Linked DNA regions of Homo sapiens: regions 2 and 3 are each linked to region 1. The links are chromatin loops, found by intact Hi-C in ENCODE. Cell type or tissue: heart right ventricle. All regions are shown on one strand.

Region 1 (8,000 bases):
AAGAACAGCTGAATACACAGCCTAGCCTGTCAAACGAGTTTAAAAACATCATTCCTGAAAAAAATAAAATTGTTCAGAACCATCTGATCTGTACTAAGGGAACATCAAGATTTCAGAGCTAAAATGCACTTCGTTGGCCACTGGTTCAATTACAGCTCATTACTGATAAGTGGGCAGAGACACAAGGCCCATAAACTGTAGGCGCCAGATGTCTCAAGATAACTCCCACCAAAAGCTGACCTCCTGCAGAGGTTAAAGTGCAAGAGAAAAGAAAGAAACCCGAATTTTTGAGCAGAGAGGGCAATATCCTAGACATCCTTCAAGTATGTGGCTGTCCTGGGCGATCTTCTATTCAGATACTGGACTGGATGGGCAAAATCCGAATTCACCTACAGACCTTAACACGGTGGTTCTCGGCACCCCAGAATCACCTGGGCAGCTTTAAAAACTACCGATGCCAGGGCCCCACTATTAGAGATTCTGATTTCATTGGTCCGGGATGGGGGCCCGGGGATCAGAATTCTTAAAGAGTCGTCCAGTGATTCGGAAGCACTGCAGAGCTGAGAGCCTCTGGGACTGGTCCCCTCTCACAATTAACCTGCAATGATTTAGGAATCTCATGGGCCTCCGGCCCCACCTTTTGTCGCGGGATTAAGATAATTATGAGAGCAACGTGACGTCCAAGACCTCGGCTCTCTGCGCATCAGAAGAAGCCAGGGCCCGGGGCGTCTAAGCTCCTCCCTCACTCCCCAAAGGAAACCCAGCCGTCCCCGAAGTCACCTCGTGGGCGCGCAGCTTGCGGATCCTGGGCGTTGGCCGCGCAGGGGCCTAGTTTTCCTTGGAGAGACAGAGGGGGAGTGGGGGACGCGAGGGAGGCGGCTGTTGCCGGGGCGACTGGAAGCGCGCTTCCGGTGCGGAACACGTGGCGTGGCGCGGCGCGCCGGAAGTCCCCCCCTGTGTCGCGGACGTCACGTTCGCACCGCAGGCGGTGCAGTGCTGGAGGCCGGAAGCTGCCTGCTAATCGGCTACCCCGAGTGGAGCGCCGGGGCGGCAGGCGTGGGATGGCTGCGGGTGGCGGGGCCGGCGGAGAGGGAGCTGCACCGGGCGGGGCACTGGGACTGTGGCGGGCACCCGCGCCGGGGGTCGGACGGTGCTTCTGCACCGGCGAGATAAGGGTCGCTTCTGCACCGCCCGGGTTTCCAGCCTTTAACTTTTTGTCCTTTCCTCAGCTTTCTTCGTTTTCCTTCCCTTGTCTTTACTTAGCCTTTTCTTTCTTCCTTTCTGTTTTCTTTCTTAACTAAAACAGTTTTAGTTTCTTAATTTGTCCCAGCGTAAAACACCCAGTCTTTGAAAATAGATTAACCCAGATCTCAGTTTGAGTGCGAGTCCAGTGCTAAGTTTGTAACTTCCCCAAGCCTCGTGTGTCTCATCTATAAGATATGCATAACCTAATGCAGAGTGCCTGATGCATTGCAGCAGACAAAACATTAGTACTAATATGTTTGTAATTATAACCATCACAGCAATACCTGCCCTGTTAACATTACAAGAGTCATTAACAAGAACCAAGCATAAACAATTAGAAGTCTTACGTGACATATCATTTCTGGGGCAATTACCATATTTAATACTTTCTGGGAATTTATTCCAAGGAAAAACAGGTACGAACCAGATAGATGTTTATTACAGAATTATTTTAAAAAGTGAAAATTGGAAAAGACCTAAATGCCCAACAAGGAAATGGCTAAGTCAATTGGGTGGTATTAATGACGTGACATTACTGTATTATTCCTGGACTACAGAAGAATTAAAATGGTATAGAAGAATATTAACTTTAACAAATATTTACTGGATGCCGGCTATGTGCCAAGTATTCTATGTTAGCGCTGTCCATTGTAACCACTACATGTGGCCCTGAGAACCTGAATTGTAGTAGTCTGAACTGAGATACACTGTAAGGGTAAATTACACTCTAGATTTTGAAGAAGAATGAGAAAAAGAATGTAAAATACCTCAATTTCTTTATAGTGATAACATCTTAGAGAAGGACTATTGAGGTTAAAGACTAAAATTTGATCTTTATCTTTTTACTTTATTAGTGTGGCTACTAGAACATTTAAAATTATATATGTGGCATGCATTGCATTTCTATTGTACCGTGGTATTCTATTTACCGGATACACAGTAGTAAACAATACAGTTTTGGGGCTCATAAAATTAAATCTTTTGTGTAGAACATAGACAATAAGCAGATAAATAGAATTGTATGTTGTGGTGAGTTATATGAAGACAGTATAGCAGGGTAAGGGCCAGAAAGTATGTGTATATAGAGGGGGATTATTTTAGAAAAGATTATTCCTCCACCTCAGAAAATGGATGTGGGAGGAAATGAGATATCTATGGATAGAAGCAGGAGATGGTAGGAGGGTGAAGTCTTATGGGAAAAGTCAGGTGTGGATTGAGACAGATAAGTCAGATGGGGCCTGGTGCAATCTCTACCTCAAGGAAGAAGCCAGCATCTAGAGAGGCAGGAAAGAAAGATGGAGAGGGGTAAGATAGGGAGAAAGAGCTTAGGGGGTTCCTGGGAAAGGCAGAAGGATGCAGGCCTAGAGTGGATATAGTTCAGGTAGAGTGATTCCTGGTTCTATGAATGAAAAAATACAATATATATGGTATACTATGGCATTAGATAGAATATTAGTTGGCTGCTGTCACAGAGACCCAGAAGAGGAGTGGCTCAAACTGTTGAGAAGTGTATTTCTATCTCATGGCAGTCTGGGTGTAAGGAGTCCAGAGTATGGCAGCTCCACCTGTCTCATAGCTCCACCCTCCCTGGTTTCTTGCCTTGGCCCACATGGTCCAAGATGGTGCACCACTGCACCTTTCAGCCAGTGGGAAAGAGAAAGCCAAGGGCATGCCCTTTCCCTCTAAGGATTTCTCCACCTTGGCACTATTCACATTTGGGGTTGGATAATTCTGTGTTTTGGGGGTTGTCCTGTGCATTGTAGGAGTTTTAGTAGCATCTCTGGTCTCTACTCACAAGATGCCAGTACTGTCTCCCAGTTGTGACAGCCAAAAATGTCCTCAGACATTGCCAAATGTCTCCTGGGCTGGGGGAGGAGGGGGCAAAGTCACCCCCAGTTGAGAACCACTGCTTTAAGAGTACTACCCAGAGGCGGCCCACAGCACTTCTGATCACTTCCTACTAATGGCCTGAACTTCATTACTTAGCCCTCCTAAGGGTGCAGGAGCTTGGAATTGTCTTTTTCAGATGGCCAAGTGCCCAGCTAAAAGTTGACTAAAGAAGAAAAGAAACTAGCTGATTCTCCCATACCCTTGTTGCTGCAGGGAATGGAAATTCTGTAGCTGATTGAGGATGTAGTCCTGTTCTTTTCATCTTTAAGTCTGAGTTTTAGTCATTACTCACTTTAACTCACTTGCATAAAAATACTGGTGGTGGGGAACACTAAGCACCTAAGGAGCGACAATCCTATTTGAAAAGAATGGGGATTGTTACTCCAGGGGGTTAACCAGGGAGAGAAACTGAATTTTGAAATGGAGGCTAGAGGAGGTTGGATTTTCACTTGTCATTTGGCGCCACCTGGTGGAAATTTACAAATGGCAATTCCTCAGTATTTAATTTTTCTCAGGCATATGCTTCAAATTTTAAATGGATTATAGCAAAACTTTAAAGAATCCTGTCAGATGAGGAACTCTAAAGCATGACCTCTCACTTTCTGCACTATTGGCATTTGGGGCTGCATAATTCATTGTGGGGACTATTCTGTGCATTGTAGGATATTTAGAAGCATTCTTGGCCTCTGCCCACTGGATGTCCCTCCCTGCCCCCATTTGTGACAATCAAAAATGTTTCCAGCCATTGCCAAATGTCCCTAGGGTGAGGGTGTGGGGAATGGCTCCTGGTTGAGAACCACTCCTTGAAACAAGGCATCTAAAATCCCAGTGCCTGTTAAGGCATAGTAGTCCCCTATCAGTGTATCCTGGTGTGTCTGGAAAGGATGGGGAGGCAGTGCTGGGAGAAAACGGCACCAGATGCAGCAGGACGTGTCCTCTGGTTTACACTTTGGAGAATTTCGCTCCTGTTTATCTCAACCATAGGAGATGAGATTGAGGGAGAGAAGCCAAAAGGCGTGGCTACAGGATGTAGTTTCTTTAAAGGCCCTATGGTAAGGAAATATATAGAGGTTATTACCTAACACAGGAAGTAGCACCGACGAATCTCAAACTCTGTTACTGGGGCCCCAAAGTTCAGGTGCCAGGTGTGGAAATCCTGCCAGCTGTGGGAAGCCATAGCTAATCTCATGGGGCTTTTTGGATCCTCCCCTGTCCCCCAGCTGGGACCCATCTGCCACCTAAGTGTTGTGAAGAAACAGCTTGGGAACCAGTCCCCTTACCTGGATCAAGTAAATGGTGCTAAACCACCTGCAAACAGTAGTCCTGAATTCTTACTTTGAAGTTGGGTAAAGGAAAGAGCAGTTTCCCAGGAGCACCCCCTAGCAGGCCCTCGCTTCAGGTCCGGCTCAGGTCCTCTGCTATAATTTCTCTTTGATTTCACCTTCTCAAGCCCCTGCCTCACCAGCCCCAGACCCTTCGTTTCAGCAGATGACCACTTCCTATTGACACAATTGAGATGACCAGGCATGGATTTCATCACCTTGAAATATATTGCCATCTGCACTCACCATGCCTCTTGGTTTAAAGAGGCATGATGAATGCCTTTGCTTGTGCTTAGGCCAACCCAGTCAAGGGTTGTTCTCTGGATCCAATTCCATGTCCTCACAGGCACCTCACACCCTCAATTGTACACCTCTCGTATCATTGCCTCTCTCTTTCCTGGCTTCTTCCCCATCAGCATCAAACTTACTCAGGTTCTCTGATCTTTAAAATCATTTGGGCTGATTTTTCACTCTCCTCTCCTCACCTTTCTATTTTTCCACCTCTCTTTTTGGTTATACTTCTGTAAAAAGTGAGATACCTTTATTTCCTCACCTACTTTCCACTCATCCCACAGCTGTTTCTCTTCAGGCATGTCCATTCCGGTACAACTGTCTCACTGGCATCATGGCTGACTTTCCATCTACTATATTTTGGCCTCTCTGCAGTATTTAATACTATTGTCCATGCCCTTTTTCTTTAAAATTACAAGATTTTCTCTCCCCAGACTGCAAAGGTAACATGTGCTTAATGCAAAAAAGAAAAATACAATAATAAAAACACAAATCTTGGACAACTGAGGCACTTAAGTACAAAGGAAAACAACAAGAATGGCTTGCAATGCCATTACTTTAAAATAACCACTCTTTAGGATATAACAATTATATATATATATGCACTCAATACTGGAGCATTCAGATATATAAAGCAAATATTATTGGAGCTAAAGAAAGAGATAGGCTCCATTACAATAATAGCTGGAGATTTCAACACCCCACTTTTCAGCATTTGACAGATCTTCCAGACAGAAAATCAACAAGGAAATATCAAACTTAATCTGCACTATAGACCAAATATTTAATAGATATTTAGAGAATATTTTATCCAATAGCTGCAGAAGACACATTTTTTTCCCTCAACACATGGATTATTCTCAAGGATAGACCATATGTTAGGTCATAAAACAAGTCTTAAAGCATTCAAAAAAATTACAATGATATAAAGCATCTTCTCTGACCATAATGGAATAAAACTAGAAATCGATGAAGAATTTTGGAAACTATTCAAATACATGGAAATTAAACAATATGCTCCTGAATGACCAGTGAGTCAATGAAGAAATTAAGAAGGAAATTGAAAAATGTCTTGAAACAAATGAAAATAGAGGAAGAGGCAGTACTTCCAAACTCATTCTATAAGGCCAATATTACCCTGATACCAAAACCAGACAAAGACACATCTAACAACAACACAAAAAGAATACAAAAGCTACAGGCCAATATCCCTGATGAATATTGATGCAAAAATCCTCAACAAAATATTAGCAAACTGAATTCATCAAACACTAGAAAGATCATTCATCATGCTCAAGTGGGATTTATCCCTGGGATGCAACATAGGCAAATCAATCAATGTGATACATCATATCAACAGAATGAAGGACAAAAACCGTATGATTATTTAGATTGATGCTGAAGAAACATTTGATAAAATTCACCATCCTTTCATCCCAAAAAACCTCAAAAGACTCTACCAAAACATTAGAACTGATAAATTCAGTAAAGTAGCAGGATACAAAATCAATATACGAAAATCAGTAGCATTTCTTATGCTAACGGTGAACAAACTGAAAAAGAAATAAAGTGGTCTAATTTACAATAGCCACAAATAAAATTAAATATATAGGAATTAACCAAAAAAGTGAAATGTCTCTTTAATGAAAACTATAAAACACTGATGAAAGAAATTGAAGAGGACACCAAAAAATGGAAACCCATGTTCATGAATTGGAAGAATCAATATCATTAAGATGTTCATACTACCCAAAATGATCTACAGATTCAATGCAATCCCTTTCAAAATACCAATGACATTCTTCACAGAAATAGAGAAAACAAATCATAAAATCTATATGGAACCACGAAACACCCAGAATATCCAAAGCTATCATAAGAAGAAGAAAAAAAAAACTAGAGGAATCACATTACCTGACTTCAAATTATACTACAGAGCTATAGTAACCAAAACAGCTTGGTATTGGCATAAAAACAGACACATAGACCAATGAACAGAGAACCCAGAAAAAAATCTGCATACCTACAGTGAACTCATTTTCGACAAAGGGGGGAAGAACATACACTGGGGAAAAGATAATCTTTTCAATAAATGGTGCTGGGGAAACTGGATGTCCATATGCATAAGAATGAAACTAGACTCCTGTCTCTCTCACCATATACAAAAATCAAATAAAAATGAATTAAATAATTAAGTCTAAGACCTCACACTATGAAGCTACTACAAGAAAACATTTGGGAAACTCTCCAGGACCACATTCTGGGCAAATATTTCTTGAGTAATACCCCACAAACACAAGCAACCAAAGCAAAAATGGACAAGTGGGATCATATCAAATTAAAAAGCTTCTGCACAGCAAAGGAAACAATCAACAACGTGAAGAAACAGTCCACAGAATGGGAGGAAATATTTGCAAACAAATATTTTCCCCTCTGACAAGGGATTAATCAGCAGAATATATAAGGAGCTCAAACAACTCTACAGAAAAAAAACTCTAATAATCTGATTTTTTAAATGGGCAAAACATTTGAATAGACATTTCTCAAAAGAAAACATACAAATGGCAAACAGGCATATGAAAAGGTGCTCAACATCATTGATCATGAGAGAAATGCAAATCAAAACTATAATGAGATATCATCTCACCCCAGTTAAAATGGCTGATATCCAAAAGACAGGCGGTAACAAATGCTGGCAAGGATGTGGAGAAAAGGGAACCCTCATACACTGTTGTTGGGAATGTAAATTAGTATAACCACTATGGAGAACAGTTTGGAGGTTCTTCAAAAACTAAAAATAGAGCTACCATATGATCTAGCAATCCCACTGCTGGGCATATATCCAAAAGAAAGGATATCAACATATCGAAGAGATATCTGCACTCCCATGTTTGTTGCAGCTCTGTTCACAATAGGCAAGATTTGGAAGCAACCTAAGTGTCCATCAACAGATGAATGGATAAAGAAAATGTGGTACATATACACAACCGAGTACTCTTCGGCCATAAAAAAAAAATGAGATTGCAACAACATAGATAGAACTGGAAGTCATTATGTTAAGTGAAATAAGCCAGGAAAAGAAAGACAAACATTGCATATTCTTACTTATTTGTGGGATCTAAACATCAAAATAATTGAACCCATGGAGATAGAAAGTAGAAGGATGATTACAAGAGGCTAGGAAGCATAGTGGGGGGTGATGGGGAGATGGGGGTGGTTAATGGGCACAAAAAATAAAGTGAATGAATAAGG
Region 2 (8,000 bases), 530 kb before region 1:
AGTTCTACCTGCTGTTGTAGCCTGATGCTAAAATGTTTTTCTTGAAAGTCTAGAAAAGCAGTGTTTTTCTCCAGCATAACTTGATTCATTTGCTCAAAGTACTAGTTATCTAGTTTCTTGTTTCCTCTATAACATAAGGTTCACTCATGACCCTGGACATGCTCTTCCTGTGTCTGATTAATTCAAGTACCCTTTTCATCAGGTTTGACTTTCAGGTTATTTAAACGTGCTTCCCCTAAGGAGTAGCAATCACACTGCAGAAGGGCTTTCTTTGCCTTTTAGTAACTGGCCTAAGAAACAGATTTTACGTTTTATCACAAGAATTTCTGTGTCATCATTATTATTAGGTATTTGATTGCTTAGAAAAACTGAGATTTAAAAGAATTAAGGTTTTTCCATCCATGTAACTTTCTGCATTGTTTTTGAAGTCCTTGTGCTGTTAAATTATAGGGCTTTGACTCCTGGGTCTGAAAAGGGCGCTGACACCCGCTAAATTTTGTTTGTTTGTTTTTAATTTTTTTAATTTTAAAAAATGTTTATGGGTTCAAGGCAAGTATATATATTTATGGTATACATGAGATACTTTGATACAGGCATGCAATAAGCAATAATCACATCATGGAAAATGGAGAATCCATCCCCTGAAGCATTTATTCTTTGTGTCACAAACAATCCAGTTATACTCTTTGAGTTATTTTAAAATGCACATTTAAAGTATTAATGACCATAGTCACGCTGTTGTGCTATCTAATACTAGGTCTTATTCATTCTTTCTATCTATATTTTTTTTGTACCCATTAACAATTCCCACTCCCCTCACCATCCCGCCAACTACCCTTCTGCCTCTGGTAGCCATTCTACTATCTCCTTGAGTTCAATTGTTCTGATTTTTAGATCCCACAAATAAGTGAAAACATGCGACGTTTGTCTTTCTGTCTGACTTATTTCACTTAACACAATGATATTCAGTTCCATCCATGTTGTTGCAAATGACAGGATCTCATTGTTTTTTATGGCTGACTAGTACTCCACTGTGTATATGTACCACATTTTCTTTATCCAGTCATCTATTGATGGACATTTAGTGTGCTTCCAAATCTTGGCTATTGTGAACAGTGCTGCAACAAACATGGGAGTGCAAATATCTCTTCAACATACTGATTTCCTTTCTTTTGGGTATATCTCTAGCAGTGGGGTTACCAGGTCATATGGTAGTTCTAATTTTAGTTTTTTGAGGACCATCCAAACTGTTCTCCATAGTGACTGTACTAATTTACATTTCCACCAACAGCATACAAGGGTTCCCTTTTCTCCACATCCTCGCTAGCATTTGGTATTACCTATATTTTGGATAAAAGCCATTTTAACTGGGGTAAGATATCAATGTAGTTTTGATTTGCATTTCTCTGATGATCAGTGATGTTGAGCACCTTTCCATATGTCTGTTTGCCATTTGTATGTCTTCTTTTGTGAAATGTCTATTCAAATGTTTTGCCCATTTTTATGGGATCATTAGATTTTTTTTTTCTATAGAGTTGTTTGAGCTCCTTATATATTCTGGTTATTAATCCCTTGTCAGATGGGTAGTTTGCAAATATTTTCTCCCATTTTGTGAGTTGTCTCTTCACTTTGTTGATTGTTTCATTTGCTATGCAGAAGCTTTTTAACTTGATGTGATCCCATTTGCCCAATTTTGCTTTGATTGCCTGTGCTTGTGGGGTATTACTCAAGAAATATTTGCCCATTCCAATGAACTGAAGAGCTTCCCCAATGCTTCCATTTAGTAGCTTCATAGTTTGACATCTTAGATTTAATTATTTAATCCATTTTGATTTGATTTTTGTATATAGCGAGAGATAGGGGTCTAGTTTCATTCTTTTGCGTATGGATATCCAGTTTTCCCAGCACCACTTATTGAGGACACTGGCCTTTCCCCAGTGTATGTTCTCAGCAGGTGTTACCTTTTCAAGTCAGACTGCCTGGGTTCTTCATTTTGGCTCAATGATCTATTTGCTTCATGACTTTGGGCGAGTTATTCAAGACCCCTGGCCTTCAGTTTCTTTATCTGTAGAATGGGTACCACAACAGCAACTATCTCATAGGTTTGTTGGTAGAATTCCACGAGATGGTACATGTACTTTGCACCTAGGACTAAGCACTTGAACTAATACCTGGTATATAGTAGGCCCCCAATCTGTGTTAGTTACACTGCCTCTGGTATAAGGGCAAAATAGCTGTGCAATAAATGTTAGCTGTTGTGATTACTTAAGCCTCATCAAGACACTCTGGGGACATTTTGAAAGGAAGGGTGGCCAGGCGTGGTGGCTCACACCTGTAATCCCAGCACTTTGGGAGGCCGAGGTGGGTGGATCACTTGAGGTCAGGAGTTCAAGACCAGCCTGGCTAATATAGTGAAACCCCGTCTCTACTAAAAATACAAAAATTAGCTGGGCATGGTGGCACGTGCCTGTAATCCCAGTTAATGAGGAGGCTGAGGCAGGAGAATCACTTGAACTCAGGAGGCAGAGGTTGCAGTGAGCTGAGATCACACCACAGCACTCCAGCCTGGGCGACAGAGCAGACTCTATCTCTAAAAAAAAAAAAGAAAGAAAGAAAAGAAAAGGAGGGTGGCTTCTCCTCAGACCCCTGCTTTCTCCCTTGTCATTCAATGATTGGGGAAGATATGAAGGTCCAAAGAGTCATAAGCATTGGAGAGACACCAGAAATGTGTTATCCACTCAGTCCCTTCCTCTAGGAAGCTAATTCTAGAGGAACCCAGGTGGCCTTCCCTCCTGAGCACCCATCCAGCTCTTCTCCAAGCACCAAACCTTTACCAAGGAGGAGGAACATGAGAAGGTGTGGTCTGTATGGTGGCCCCTAATGACTAACTTGCTCTCCTTCTCTTTAATTCAAGTCACTTTCCTCTCAGTCCCTCCTGAGTGGGGGTGATACATGGCACAGGAGCCATTTGTAGGCTCCAAAGTCATTGAGTTGTCACCTGCACACTCTACCTTCTGAAGCTGAGCACTGGGCTCATTCTCCTAGCACCCTTCACCTAGTAAAACTGCATGTGCAACATTATGACGGTAAGATAAATCGGACATAGCTGACTGCATCTTACTTCTGACCTCCACACTGTCCTTGGTCATTCCTGAGCATGGACCAAGCTAACTTTGAGAGGAATTTAGTTTATAGTTTAACTTGAAAGCAAGGATGATAATAGGCCCTACATAAAACTAATGCCCTCCTTGCTCAGGACCGAAAACAACCCAGGTAAGACTAATGATAGGCAACAAGAACAGGATTTTGAGGGGGGCCTGAACTCTGCTAAAACGTAGATGTAGTTTCCATAATCCCTTCCTGCTCAGGAGTCGTGTGGCCAGAGGTCACAAGATTTGTGACTTCCCCAATTGCTCGTATAGACAACATCGTTATTGTAGAATTTAGGATTGGTTTTTTGAGACATCTTTCAGACTGACCCCATACGGACTCATGACTCATGACTCAACTGCCCCTGTGGTCCCATCCAGAGGCCAATTCAGTGTATCAGGACAGTTTTCCACATCTCTATAATTTCATCCCCAGCCAATTAGCAACACCCATTCTCTAGCCCCCTGCCCACCAAATTGTCTGTTAGAACCCTAATCTCTGAGCCTTTGGGGAGATGGATTTGAGTGATAACTCCAGTTCTCCCATGTGACCAGTTTCATGTCAAACTCCTTCTCTACTACAATGCAGCAGTCTCAGTGAAATGATTTGTCTGTGCAGTAGGCAGGAAGAAACTACTAGGCAGTTACACTAGGACCCACTTCCAGAGCGTATGACCTGTGCAGTTTCACAAGGCCCTGCACTCAGATGGGCCCTGCACTTGGCTTGATGGTCTAGGTCATCTAGACCATCTAGAAATTCTTAATTTGTGAACCAGGAGCCCCACATTTTCATTTTACACCGAGCCCCGCAAATTATGGGGCTAGCCGTTTCTTCTTCTGTAGAAACTTGATTCTAACCCCAGAACCCTGCCTGGGACTTGCTATTAAGGACTCTGTAGAAGCACGAGAACATATTTTAAAAATAAATAACAACAGCAAAAACAACAAAGGTAATTTTTAAGAAGGGAAAGATTGCTTTCCAAAATAAAGATGTCTGACATCGGCCAGCAGATGTCGCTCTTGCTGCGTGGCAGAAGAGGGGATTTTTTTAACAGGCCCCACTTATTTCAGGATTTTTGAGCCTTTAAGGAGGCTTGCTTCAAAGGAGCTATATCTAAGAACTTCCATTAGGACACTTTGATTTCTTTTGATGAAGATGTCATCACAAAAGGAAAGCCACCATCAACCAAATCTAAGTGGAAGAGCTGCAAATAAGAATTATATATTATTATTATTGTTATATATATATTATTATAATTATTATTCTTATAAAAAAGGTTTTTTGTTTTTTGTTTTTTTGAGACAAAGTCTCACTCTGTTTCCCAGGCCTGGAGTGCAGTGGTGCGATCTCAACTCATTGCAACCTCCGCCTCCTAGGTTCAAGAGATTCTCATGCCTCAGCCTCCCAAGTAGCTGGGATCTCAGGTGTGTACCACCACACCCGGCTAATTTTTGTATTTTTAGTAGAAATGGGGATTCACCATGTTGGCCAGGCTGGTCTCGAACTTCTATCCTCAAGTGATCCGCCCGCCTCGGCCTCCCAAAGTGCTGGGATTACAGGCATGAGCCACCGCACCAAGCCTATAACAAAGTATTAATTCAGCTATTTAAAAAATAAATAATGCAGCTAAGTGCAACTTCTTCAGATAGGTTGACATATCATTTTTAAACTGTATTGTTCTCTAGAACTGGTGGTTAAAACAGTGAAGAGTACCTGTAGTCCCAGCTACTCGGGAGGCTGAGGCAGGAGAATGGCCTGAACCCGGGAGGCGGAGCTTGCAGTGAGCCGAGATCGCGCCACTGGACTCCAGCCTGGGCGACAGAGCGAGACCCCGTCTCAAAAAAAAAAACAGTGAAGAGTAATAATATTTTCTCAATGTGTTCCCTGCTGTCTTGAAGGGTTGAATTTGTTGCTGACTAAAATGTCAAAGGTTAAAGTCGAGGAGAAATTCAATGCCTTTCATTCCAGGATTCATAGTGAAATGGCAGAAAGAATCTAACGTTTCCCTTGGATGTGGTTCCTAATTTGCTGGAAGGTCCCAGCTGAACATATACTCCCTGTTCAAGCTACATCATCCCTGTGTAAATAGATATTGATGAAGTAAAATGAATTGTTGCTAGAAAGACTATTGGTTGCTAAGACCAAGCTCCATTCTTAGGTAATGGGGTCAGTCTTTCCAATATGAAAATGTCACCAGTACTAAAGCAACAGTTCATCATAGAAAGACGGTCAAATAGCTCTCACAGTCTCCCAAATGAGTTATTTTATGTGTTGAGAAATTACAAATTTTCAACTGGAATTTATTATTGTGTTTAACACTGCAAGATCAGCAAAATTATAGTACATAATGCAAATATATCTGAAAACAGTAACGCAAAACCAAAGTGATAAAAGCTCCTGGGTTTCTTTAATGCAAATGGTGTTGGTTAGTCCATCATGATCCAACAATCCCTAAGTCAGCAGCCTGGGAAGCTAGCCTTCCAAGTTTCTGGGCCTGAACCAGTTACCCAAGATGTATGTGTAAAAGGCACATAATTTATTAAATATTATTTTGACAAAGCCAAACAAATTAATTATGCTTACAAGAGGATGCACAATATACAACTGTATTACATCAATAAAAGGTGAAATGCTACTGAAAGTAGAAATAGCCTTACCAAAATGGACCACAGGCATCAATTTGTACAATCATAGAGTGGACCGGGAGAGCTGAGCATCTCCAAAGAACATCCATCGATGACCTTCACTTCTCCTCTATGTCGACCACCATCTTCCGTAGCTCCACTCTGAATCCGCACTAACCCATCATTGCCCCCCATCTCCAGCCTCTTAAATCTCAAGCTGCAGTCTCTTATCCTTGCCTCATCTCCAACACACCTTCTCTTTGTGTTTATGGAAGAGGCTTCTGTTTCTTCCAGTTTAGCAGCCCACTCCTGGCATGATTTCTCTACCCAGCATAGATCATATGGCTGGCATTAAACATTTTCTCATCAACACACCCAACTCCCCTGTACCACTGTCCTACCACCAGAAGCAACCCATGAAACTCCAAACCAGGATCCTCACTCTGCCTTTGCTCTCCAGCACATGCCGGAGGTAATTCCACTACCTGCAGTAGGACAGGTTGGTGCAATCACAAAATCCTGGGCTCCAGCCCCAACTGATCCCTCAGGGAGGATGGAAACCTTTTTATCTATGCTTTGTCAGCTTTCTCATCCATCACCCCCTGACTGTCCAAAACATTTAATACTCTTCTCAATTCCCACACCTACCACTTTTAGCACATGGTTCACTTCCTAAATCTCCAGGAACAGAGTTCAGCAAACCCCAAACTCCATGGACTGAATCTATCCCAATGCCTGTTTCTATAAATAAGGTTTTATTGGAATGCAGCCATGTCCCTTGGTTTACTTATCATCTATGGCTGCTTTTGTGCTACGATGAGAAGGGCGAATCATTGTGATGGAAATTGTGTGCCCCCAAAACCCTAAAATAATTGCTGTCTGGCTCTCCATTTAAAAACTTGACCAACTACTGTTCCAGAACAGTTAGGCCATTAGGTATTGCTTGCTGCCTATTTCCTTCCAATCAATGAACTACTTAGGATCTGAACCTGTCCTTATCCTTTCCTATCAATCCCACAGGATGAGGAGTCTCTCCTCAAGGCCAACCCTCAGTCTCTGGTTTTGACCCTAACCCTTCTTTTCTGAAGCCTTCTCCATCAATCACCCATTCAGTACTCTGTGTCTTCATCCTCCCCCTCACCACTGGCATTTTCTTTAGGTCTATAAATCTCTTCAAGCTTCCCACTCTAACATGCCTTCCTTGATCCTTCCCTGTGCCCAGCTACAGTCTATCTCCATCTGCTCTTCTCAGCTCCTTGAGAGGGGTCATCTACACTAGCCATCTCCCCTTTACTCTGCAAGCAGTCTGGATTCTATCCCAGTGACGCCACCAAAGCTGATCTGAAATTGATGACAAATCACTGCCATACTATGAAACCCAATGAACTCTTTTTTGTCCATTTCTTAGTGTGTTTTCAGCTGTATTGGCCACTTGCTCCTTGACATTCTAGACTCACTTCTCTGCCCCTGACCTGACATTGCTTTTGCCCGCTTTTCCTTCTATCTCTGACTCCCTATATCTATCTTTTATGCTCTCCTATGTCCACTCTTTAAATATTGGTCTTCCCCAGTGTCTCCCGTGGCCCCGTGCTCTGCTCTCTCTATAATTTTTTTGCATATTTTCATGCACTCTTATGACTTTGGCTGTATCCTGTAAATGATGACTTTCCACTCTGCATCTCCAGCCTTAGCACTCTTTCAAATTAATATATCTGACTGCCTGCTTAGAAAGTTCCATGTGAACTTCCTTTGACCAGCTCAAGTTCAGCATATCCAAAACTGCACCCATCAACTTCCCCCTGGAACTGCTGTTCCTAGCCTCAGTTAGTACATCATGACTTACCAATCCCAAAGCTGGGAACTTGAAAGTCCTCCCTGACTTTCTGCTCATTGTCAGGCAACACATCCCACAGAGTTCATTTTCTAGCTGTAAGAAGTGTATCCATACTGACTACTTAATATGTGTTATGTGCACTGGTGGTTTTTATGGGCCTCAACTTACCTTTTGAGAGGACCCTAATGCACTCATAGATTTATGAAACCTCAGATATGACCCAAGTAAAGGGTCAGCTAAAAAATATCCTTCCACTATGGCAGATTGTAGTTCTTTATGGGTAAAATGAGAGGTTGGGACCATGTGATCACTGAATTCATTCCTAACCTGACAAACCAGTGTTCTAAGAGTCTAGTGAAATGAGAGTCAAGACTGAGGAAAGACCACATAAA
Region 3 (8,000 bases), 1.2 Mb before region 1:
ACCTGGTCGTAACAGTACGGCAGTGATGAGGCACCCAGTGGTGTGAGAACGTGGTACTAAGTAGCACCTCTGAAGGGCTTCACAGAGATACTCGAGGCGTTAACAAGCAATCAGGGTACAGGGTGTTCAGAATCAAGGATGAGCACAATAAGAGAATGCTGCAAGCTGAGGCTTGGTGACCCAATGACCTTGTAGAGCTTTGCAGATGCTATCTGGGAAGAAAAAAAGCTGGGAAGGGAGTTTTATTGTGTAGGTAGAGACCTCCATAAGGGAGAAGTAGGAGAGACTTCTACCCCCCAGTCCAGTGAGGAAGCAAGGAAGCTCTAAATGTGCACTAATAGAGGAGTGATGAGAGTGACAAGTGATCAGCCTTTGGAATGTCTGACATCAAAAGCCTGTCCCTCATTTGGCACCCTCATCTGCCTGCAGCCCAGCTGAGGACCTAGGATCTAACACAAAAGCTTAGAAGTAGCCCAGAAAGTTGTCTTAACACTCTTGCAGGGAAACACAGGCCCTGATTCTTAGAAGAGCCTTGTTCATTCTGCTCAAAGCTGCCTTCCAACGGCTGCTGGGGTTCCCAGCACAGAAGAGAAGGAACGGACCATGCAGCTGGAGATCGGCCTCTGCCAGCAGCAGGAAGTGGCTGTGGCCAGGGAGGAGACACAAATATATAAAAGACGGGAGCAGAAAGTTAACTTGCAAAGACCCTAGGTGGGCAGTCACGGGGTGGAGGGCAGCGCTGTGTCACGTAGCCTATTACTGTACGGTGTGTAATGTTCACAAAAATGCCCTTGGCCAAGAATCAAGGTTGAATGACGCTGAGAGTCCTCTGCAAAAGATTGTGAGCAACATTTTGGAGTCATATCTACTAGAAATGCTTGCAGTTGACTTGGAAACTTCTGCAAGTCACATGGAATCTGCATTCAAATGAGGCAAATGCACTGGCCCAGTGGAAGGTTAGAGGCAAAGAATCCAGCCAAAGGGGTACAGGAGCGAGCGTCAGATGTAACTGGGTTATAATAACAGCTTTGTTACAATGTAATTCAAATACGTACAATTGGCCGGGTGTGGTGACTCACACTTGTAACCCCAGCACTTTGGGAGGCCAAGGCAGGTGGATCGCTTGAGGTCAGGAGTTCGAGACCAACCTGGCCAACAGGGTGAAACCCCGTCTCTGCTGAAAATACAAAAATTAGCTGGGCTTGGTGGTGCACGCCTGTAATTCCAGCTATTCAGGAAGCTGAGGCAGGAGAATCACTTGAACCTGGGAGGTGGAGGTTGCAGTGAGCCGAGATCACGCCACTGCACTCCAGCGTGGGTGACAGGGCGAGAGTCCGTCTCAAAAAAGAAAAAGAAAATACCAAAAAACTCCAAATACGTACAGTTTACCCATTTAAAGTGTACAGTTCAGCAGTGTTTTGCATATTCAGAGATTTGTGCAACCATCACTATCTAATTCCAGAGCATTTTTATCACCCCAAAAAGAAACCCTGTACCCATTAGCAGTCACTCCCCATTTACTTCCCCCCACCTTATCCCTGGCAGCCAGGAATCTACTTTCTATCTTTATGGGGTTATCTTTTGGAGACTTTGTATATCAATTGGTAGTATAGAACATGGCCTTTGTGTCTGGCAGATACCTTTGTAAACCAGAAAATGTTATTTTGGCAGCTACTCAGCCCAAAGAATAGTAGATTCCACAAATTTGTATGACCATCTTTCTTTCCTCCCCCAACCTTGTTTTTATATACATAGTCTAAGAATATCATACATGCTCTTAGCAGAAATTCAGACAGTACAAAAGTGTCCCATCCCTGTTCTTTAAATGCCACCGTTATTTCCAGTGTCAGAATTGTGTTATTTAAGCGTATATCTGCCTATTTATTTCACGCAAATGGCAATGCGATGTACACAGTTCTTCACTGTGCTTTTCTGAAAAACTCACTTGCTGTATCTTAACAATGATTCCATAGTCGTGTTGTGCAGCTGTGCAATATTCCCTTGTGTGCATGTACCACAGCTCCTGTGACCAGTCAGGCCCCCTCTTCCCCATTTGTAGGTGCCGTTGTTTGCACTCTTAAATGCAGTTGTGAAGCAATATCGTTGCTTTGACATTTTGTACACGTGTGCTAGTAGGATACGTTCCTAGAAGTGGAATTGCCGAGTCAAAAGGCATGAGCCATTTTAGGTTTGATGGGCAGTGCCAAAATATGGTCTTTTCCAAAAAATATACCAGTTGACATTCCATCATGTATGGATGCCAGTGACTTTCTACACAGCCTTGCTCACACAGTGGGTTATCAGGCAGTTTACTTCCAGATCAGGTAGGTGATCTATGGCATCCTCTTCCTGTGAGCTCTGGTTGCTGTGGGTGAGGGTAGTGCCCTCACCAGGGTATGTTGATTTTCCATGAGATGGGTCTCTATTCAAATCTTTTGCCTATTGTTCTCTTGGCTGGGACGTTTCTTGTGGATTGTCTACAGTTTTGCATAGACGAGATCACAGCTGTTTCTCATGTGTGTTGCAAATATTTCTCCAAGTTTTTTCATTTCTTCTCCTATTTTGTATTTTTATTCTCTGCAGGACTTTAAAAACCTTCTTACGTAGTCAGGTTTATTTTTTCTTCACATTATGGCTTCTGAGTTTATGTAGGAGTCATCCTTCTCTTAAAATTTGTCTTCTCCCATGATTCTGTATATTTTTTTCTTTTTTAATGTCCCAAGTTTACTTCCATCTGAAATTTATTTTGGAATAAAGAATGAAATAAGAATCCAGCCCCCCCACCCCCGACTCTACTGTCTAGTTTTTCCAAAACTATTTATTAAATAATCCACCTCTATTGATTTGAAATGGCATCTTTCATCATATACAGAGTTCCCCATTTCAAATAGATAGCTATTTGCCAACTCCTACTTTTAAAAAAATGCAGAATAAAGTAAACAGAATAAATGGCTGGGGTTGAGATGCTGTTTTGTTTTGTTGAGACCTCCTTTCAAGCAGTCTGCACTCAATCACCCCTGCTCCCTCTGCCAGGAAAATCAAGCTTTTTAGGGAAGTACATTTCAGAATTTTTGTCACCTCCTTTCTCTTTTCCAAGTGTTTCTGCTACACATTATTGTCATCCTCATATTCTAGCCCCCAACTGACAGTCTCCTCAGAACAGCCTTGCGGGTAATACATGACATATGCAGTTGACATTATCTGTGACTTCTTTGCTTGATGCAAAAGGTCATAGTTAGCAAAATAAAATACTGTAAATTTCTGTCTGACCAATTGGAGCTTGTTGCTTTAGAAAAAGCTTTGAAGCTTGACTCGTTCCGGGTAAAACTGAATGTTGCCACAGGAGGTCACTCTTGGGTAGGCTTTGTAGCTTGGTTGGGTTGACCACGGAAAGAAAATTAAACCTAAGAAACCTACCTACCACTGCTGAGATAGCAAGTGTCAACCTAAAAGTGGTATGGGAAGAGGGTAAAACTAGATAACTCAGATTTAACTTTTTTTCTGATTACATAATCTTTGAAGATGCTCTATAGGAAATTTGGAAAGTAGAAAGAAGAAAATCTTAACACTTTATATCTCAACCAGTGATGCCACTATGAATAATTTGGTGTACTATGTATCTGTCTCTCCTGGGGGAGCTGATATGGCACATGCACCCACAGAGAAAAGATTGTAAATATGTGCCCAGAAGAAATCCAAAACTGTATGTATATAATTTTCGTTCTGCCTTTTTCTGCCTAAGATTTCAGTGTGGTATGTTGTGTCAACATCATTTGTTAGGAGTATGTATTAGGTCTCCATGATATACAAGGAAAAGAAGAGTTACCTATAGCTTTTTCAGGAAATCATAGCGTTCTAACAACCCAGGAAGCTGTTTGCAGGGGTATTTTCTCTTATCTTCTTCTTCTGACATTACCATTGGATACCTTTTAGTGGCTAGGGCTCCCCACTCAAGTGAGATGTCTGTGTCCCCCACTGCCAAGAACCACAGAGCTCACCTTCTTTCCCAGTCCCACTTCCATGCCTACCCTGCTGTCTGCTTGTGAGCAGGCTCGTGAGAACAGGCGCCACCTGGCAGAGAGATGAAAACAGGTTCTGCTTTAACTTCTCCGGTATAGAACTTCCACCACAAAGGGCAGTGCTTCCCAGTGCTGGGCTGTGGATTGGTATCCTGTCATGCCCAAATCTGCCTAGTCGTTACCAAATAAGCAGACGGTAATGTATGTGGACATTTTGTGCGAGGTGTTCATGTGTCTTGGGAAAACCTGTCTCATGTTCCCAGAAAGTAGCTTTCCTTACCTGGAGTTTGAGTGGCTTTTATGACATTGGCATGTAGATAATAGAACTGTACGTGTTTTTTTGTTTGTTTGTTTTTTGAGATGGAGTCTCGCTCAGTCGCCCAGGCTGGAGTGCAATGGCGTGATCTTGGCTCACTGCAACCTCCACCTCCCGGGATCAAGCGATTCTCCCGCCTCAGCCTCCCAAGTAGCTGGGGTTACAGGCAGCCACCATCATGCCCGGCTACTTTTTGTATTTTTGTAGAGATGGAGTTTCACCATGTTGGCCAGGCTCATCTTGAACTCCTAACCTCAGGTGATCCACCCACCTCGGCCTCCCAAAGTGCTGGGATTACAGCTGTGAGCCACCGTGCCTGGCTGAACTGTAGGTGTTTTAAGGTGATGATGGAGCAAAATTTTTGTTGGCCTTTAAATTAATTTTTTTAATTAAATCTTTAAGTAAGGAAACTGTTGACAGCTAGACAAGTTTACAAACAAAGGGTATCTGCTAGGGCTACTGTGGTTTTGGTTGCATCCTGAAGAATGAGTGTTTTAAGGGTAGGATGAGTGTTCTAAGGGTAGGAGAAACATGGACCTCAATATAGTAATGATTCCCTTTGCTTCAAGGACGTTGATGTCTTATTCTCTTATCTCACAGTCTCTGTGTTTAACTGGAAAGTTTGGTCCCTTTTCTTTTATGATAATTGACATAGTTGGATTTATGACCACCACCTTACTATGTGGTTTTTTTGTTTTTGAGACAGAGTCTTGCTCTGTTGCCCAGGCTGGAGTGTAGTGGCGCGATCACAGCTCACTGCAGCCCCCGATCTCCCAGGCTCAAGTAATCCTGCCACCTTAGCCTCCCAAGTAGCTGGAACTAAAGGCGCATGCCACCATGCCTGGCTAATTTTTGTATTTTTTGTAGAGATGGGGTTTTACTATGTTGCCCAGGCTGGTCTCCAATTCCTGGGCTCAAGTGATCTGCCTGCCTCGGCCTCCCAAAATGCTGGGATTATAGGTGTGAGCCACCATGCTTAGCTACTATATGCTTTAGTTTTTCCTTCTCCACAAAGTAGACATTATTATTATTTTGGTTTTGTACAATCAACATTTGTTTAGATTTGTCCACATATTGATCAATATCTTTGCTTACCTTTCTCTGCCCCTGCCCCTCACCACATCTCAATGTATCTGTGGTGATTTTCCTTTTGCTTAAGTTGCATTCTTTAAGTGGTTATATGTTAGAAATAAATTCTCAGGTTGTATAGTTTGGCTGAAACTATCTTTATTTTGCTCTCCTTCTGGAAAGGCAGTTTTGCTGAGTATAGACTCCTAGCCTGAGAGTTATTTTCTCATATCACATTGAAGATATGACTCCATAACTTCTGGCTTCCATTGGGGAAGTTGAGGACTTGGCCATCCTTACTAGGTGACTTGTCTTTATTCTTTGTCTCTTTTAAGCTTTCTTGGTCTTCTATAGTTTTGTTAAGATTGTTTGGGAATTCATTTGTTGGGTTTATTGGATCCGAGGATCCTCAGATCCAATAAACCCAACAAATCATCAGGAAACAGTTGTCAGAAGACATCATTGGTCCTGTGTTTCCTACGGAAATAAAAAACAATAAATATTGCACTGAATGTTTGTGGTTTGGTGTCCCTGAATAATAAAGAAGGAACATATTTGCAAAAAGTTGCATAGGGTTTTTTTATGCAGAATTTTGTCAGAAGACAGTGGTGCTGCCATGTTTTTCTTTGAGTGCAAATGTACATTGCTAAGATTTTTTTAAGATGGCATGTGCTTTGAAAAGAGGATATTGCATTTTTAAGAGTTTAAAAATCTTATGAGTGAGAAATATTAAAAAATCTTATTTTCCCCTCTTTACAAGAAATAAAAGATGTTCCTCATAAAAAAAAAAAAAAAAAAAAAGGAAATATTAGCCGAATAGGTTATACAGAGTTACCATATGACCCAGCAATTCCACTCTGAGGTATATTCCCCAAAGACTTGAAGACAGGGACTCAAACAGATACTTATACACCAGTGTTCATAGCGGCAGTATTCAGTATAGCCAAAAGGTGGAACCAACCTGAGTGGCCATGAACAGATGAATGGATGAACGCAATGCGCTGTATCCACCCAATGGAATGTTATTCAGACTTAAAGAGAGATGAAGTACTCATCTATGCAGCCGTGTGGATGGACTATGAACAGTTTATGCTAATTGAAAGAGGCCAGACACAAAAATGCACGTATTTTATGATTCCATTTATACAAAAAGTTCAGAATAGAGACAGAAAATAGATTCATGCTTGGCAGGGCCTGGGGGGAGGGGAGAATAGGGAGTGCCTGCTTAAGGGGTGTGGGGTTTCCTTTTGATATCATGAAATGTTCTGGAACTAGACAGAGATAATAGTTGTGCAATGTTGTGAATGTACTTGATGCCATTGAATTAATACACTTTAAAATGGCTCCAAGGATAAATTCTGTGTTATGTATATTTTACCACAATTGAAAAGAAACACTGGCTGGGCACAGTGGCTCATGTCCGTAATCCCAGCACTTTGGGAAGCTGAGGTGGGCGGATCACCTGAGGTCAGGAGTTCGAGACCAGCCTGGCCAACATGGAGAAACCCTGTCTCTACTAAAAATACAAAATTAGCCAGGAGTGGTGGTGCATGCCTATCACCCCAGCTACTCAGGAGGCCGAGGCAGGAGAATCACTTGAACCCAGGAGGCAGAGGTTGCAGTGAGCCGAGATTGTGCCATTGCACTCCAGCCTGGTCAACAAGAGTGAAACTGTCTCAAAAAAAAAAAAAAAAAAGAAAAGAAAAGAAACACTGGTTGTGTTGTGAAAATCCTCAGAAATAGGGAGGGGAGCCTGGAGCACCTAACTGCCCTTCCCACTGCCTTCTCAGCCCCAGAGAGTGTCCCCTCTGTCCTTCATCAGAGCACGCGAGGAGCTCCATTCCTGGTCGTCATCTGAGGATGACACAATGAGTAGGACTAGGACTTTAAAACTAGTGTGTGGAGGTTATATCCTCCATGTACTGCGTCTTAAGTTGGGCCATGTGTGTATTGGTCCCCAAAGCATTTTTTCAGCTAAATTGCATAATGACTGTTATTTTAAAAACTGGAAAAGGAAAATCTTAATGTTACATTATACCTGTGGCATTGTCTTGAAATAAGTTTCACCATTTAAATCCACTCTTCACAGGAAAATCTGAAATGCCCCAGGCTCACCAGCAAGCGAGGCCTGCCCACTTTCTCTTCCTGTTGGCAGCTCAGCTCCTCCTGAGCTAGTGATTTTTTTTTTTAAAGAGATGGGATCTTGCTATGTTGTCCAGGCTGTATTCGAACTCAGACGCAAGCCATCCTTCTACCTGCGACTCCTGAGTAGCTGGGCCTACAGGCACGATGCCATGCCTGGCACCATTGATGTCTGAGCATTTGCCTTAGATGAGCAGAGGAGCTGGACTCACAGTTTAAAGTCTCCTTAGACCTTGAATGCAATGAAGCCCATCCTGACTAGCCTACATATTAGATGGCTGTATTAACCAGGACTTTTGTCCCCACTATCTGTGCCACAAACTGGGCAAATAGTAGTTCCTAAATAACTTACTTTAAGTTGTACCTGTCATGGTTTTAAAATGCTACCCACAAATACTAACAAACTGAATATCAAATTCTTACCCAGTAGTTCTATCCAGTGGCCAGGGTGCCCT

What was found. Hi-C counts contacts between places; a loop is a spot of excess contacts. Peaks named below come from ENCODE experiments on the same cell type or tissue, not always from the same donor. Only the 100,000 strongest peaks of a DNase experiment are listed, where the experiment ranks them.
Region 2: a loop joins it to region 1, with 14 times the contacts of the local background. A loop is called at or near these places in 92 of 110 quality-filtered maps.
Region 3: it touches region 1 in a loop (5-fold over the local background); 7 of 110 quality-filtered maps call a loop at or near these places.

The regions. Positions count from the first base shown.
Region 1 is chrX:14,028,997-14,036,996 of GRCh38, forward strand. It overlaps GEMIN8 (gem nuclear organelle associated protein 8), which reads right to left and starts at 896. Exons shown (of 5, transcript NM_001042479.2): 1 at 781-896. RefSeq lists enhancers at 485-985, 986-1,486 and silencers at 863-1,062, 1,097-1,236, 3,903-4,085. In heart right ventricle, a CTCF peak has its summit at 3,610 (motif pointing left); DNase peaks (open chromatin) are centred at 945 and 3,600; H3K4me3 peaks cover 1,709 bases; H3K27ac peaks cover 2,169 bases.
Region 2 is chrX:13,502,617-13,510,616 of GRCh38, forward strand. No RefSeq gene overlaps it. Among named protein-coding and RNA genes, the nearest start is that of EGFL6, 63 kb to the right of the region's middle. In heart right ventricle, a CTCF peak has its summit at 4,162 (motif pointing right); no DNase peak of the experiment used is centred here.
Region 3 is chrX:12,811,286-12,819,285 of GRCh38, forward strand. All of the region lies in intron 4 of PRPS2 (phosphoribosyl pyrophosphate synthetase 2), which reads left to right. Among named protein-coding and RNA genes, the nearest start is that of PRPS2, 24 kb to the left of the region's middle. In heart right ventricle, a CTCF peak has its summit at 3,337 (motif pointing right); a DNase peak (open chromatin) is centred at 3,346.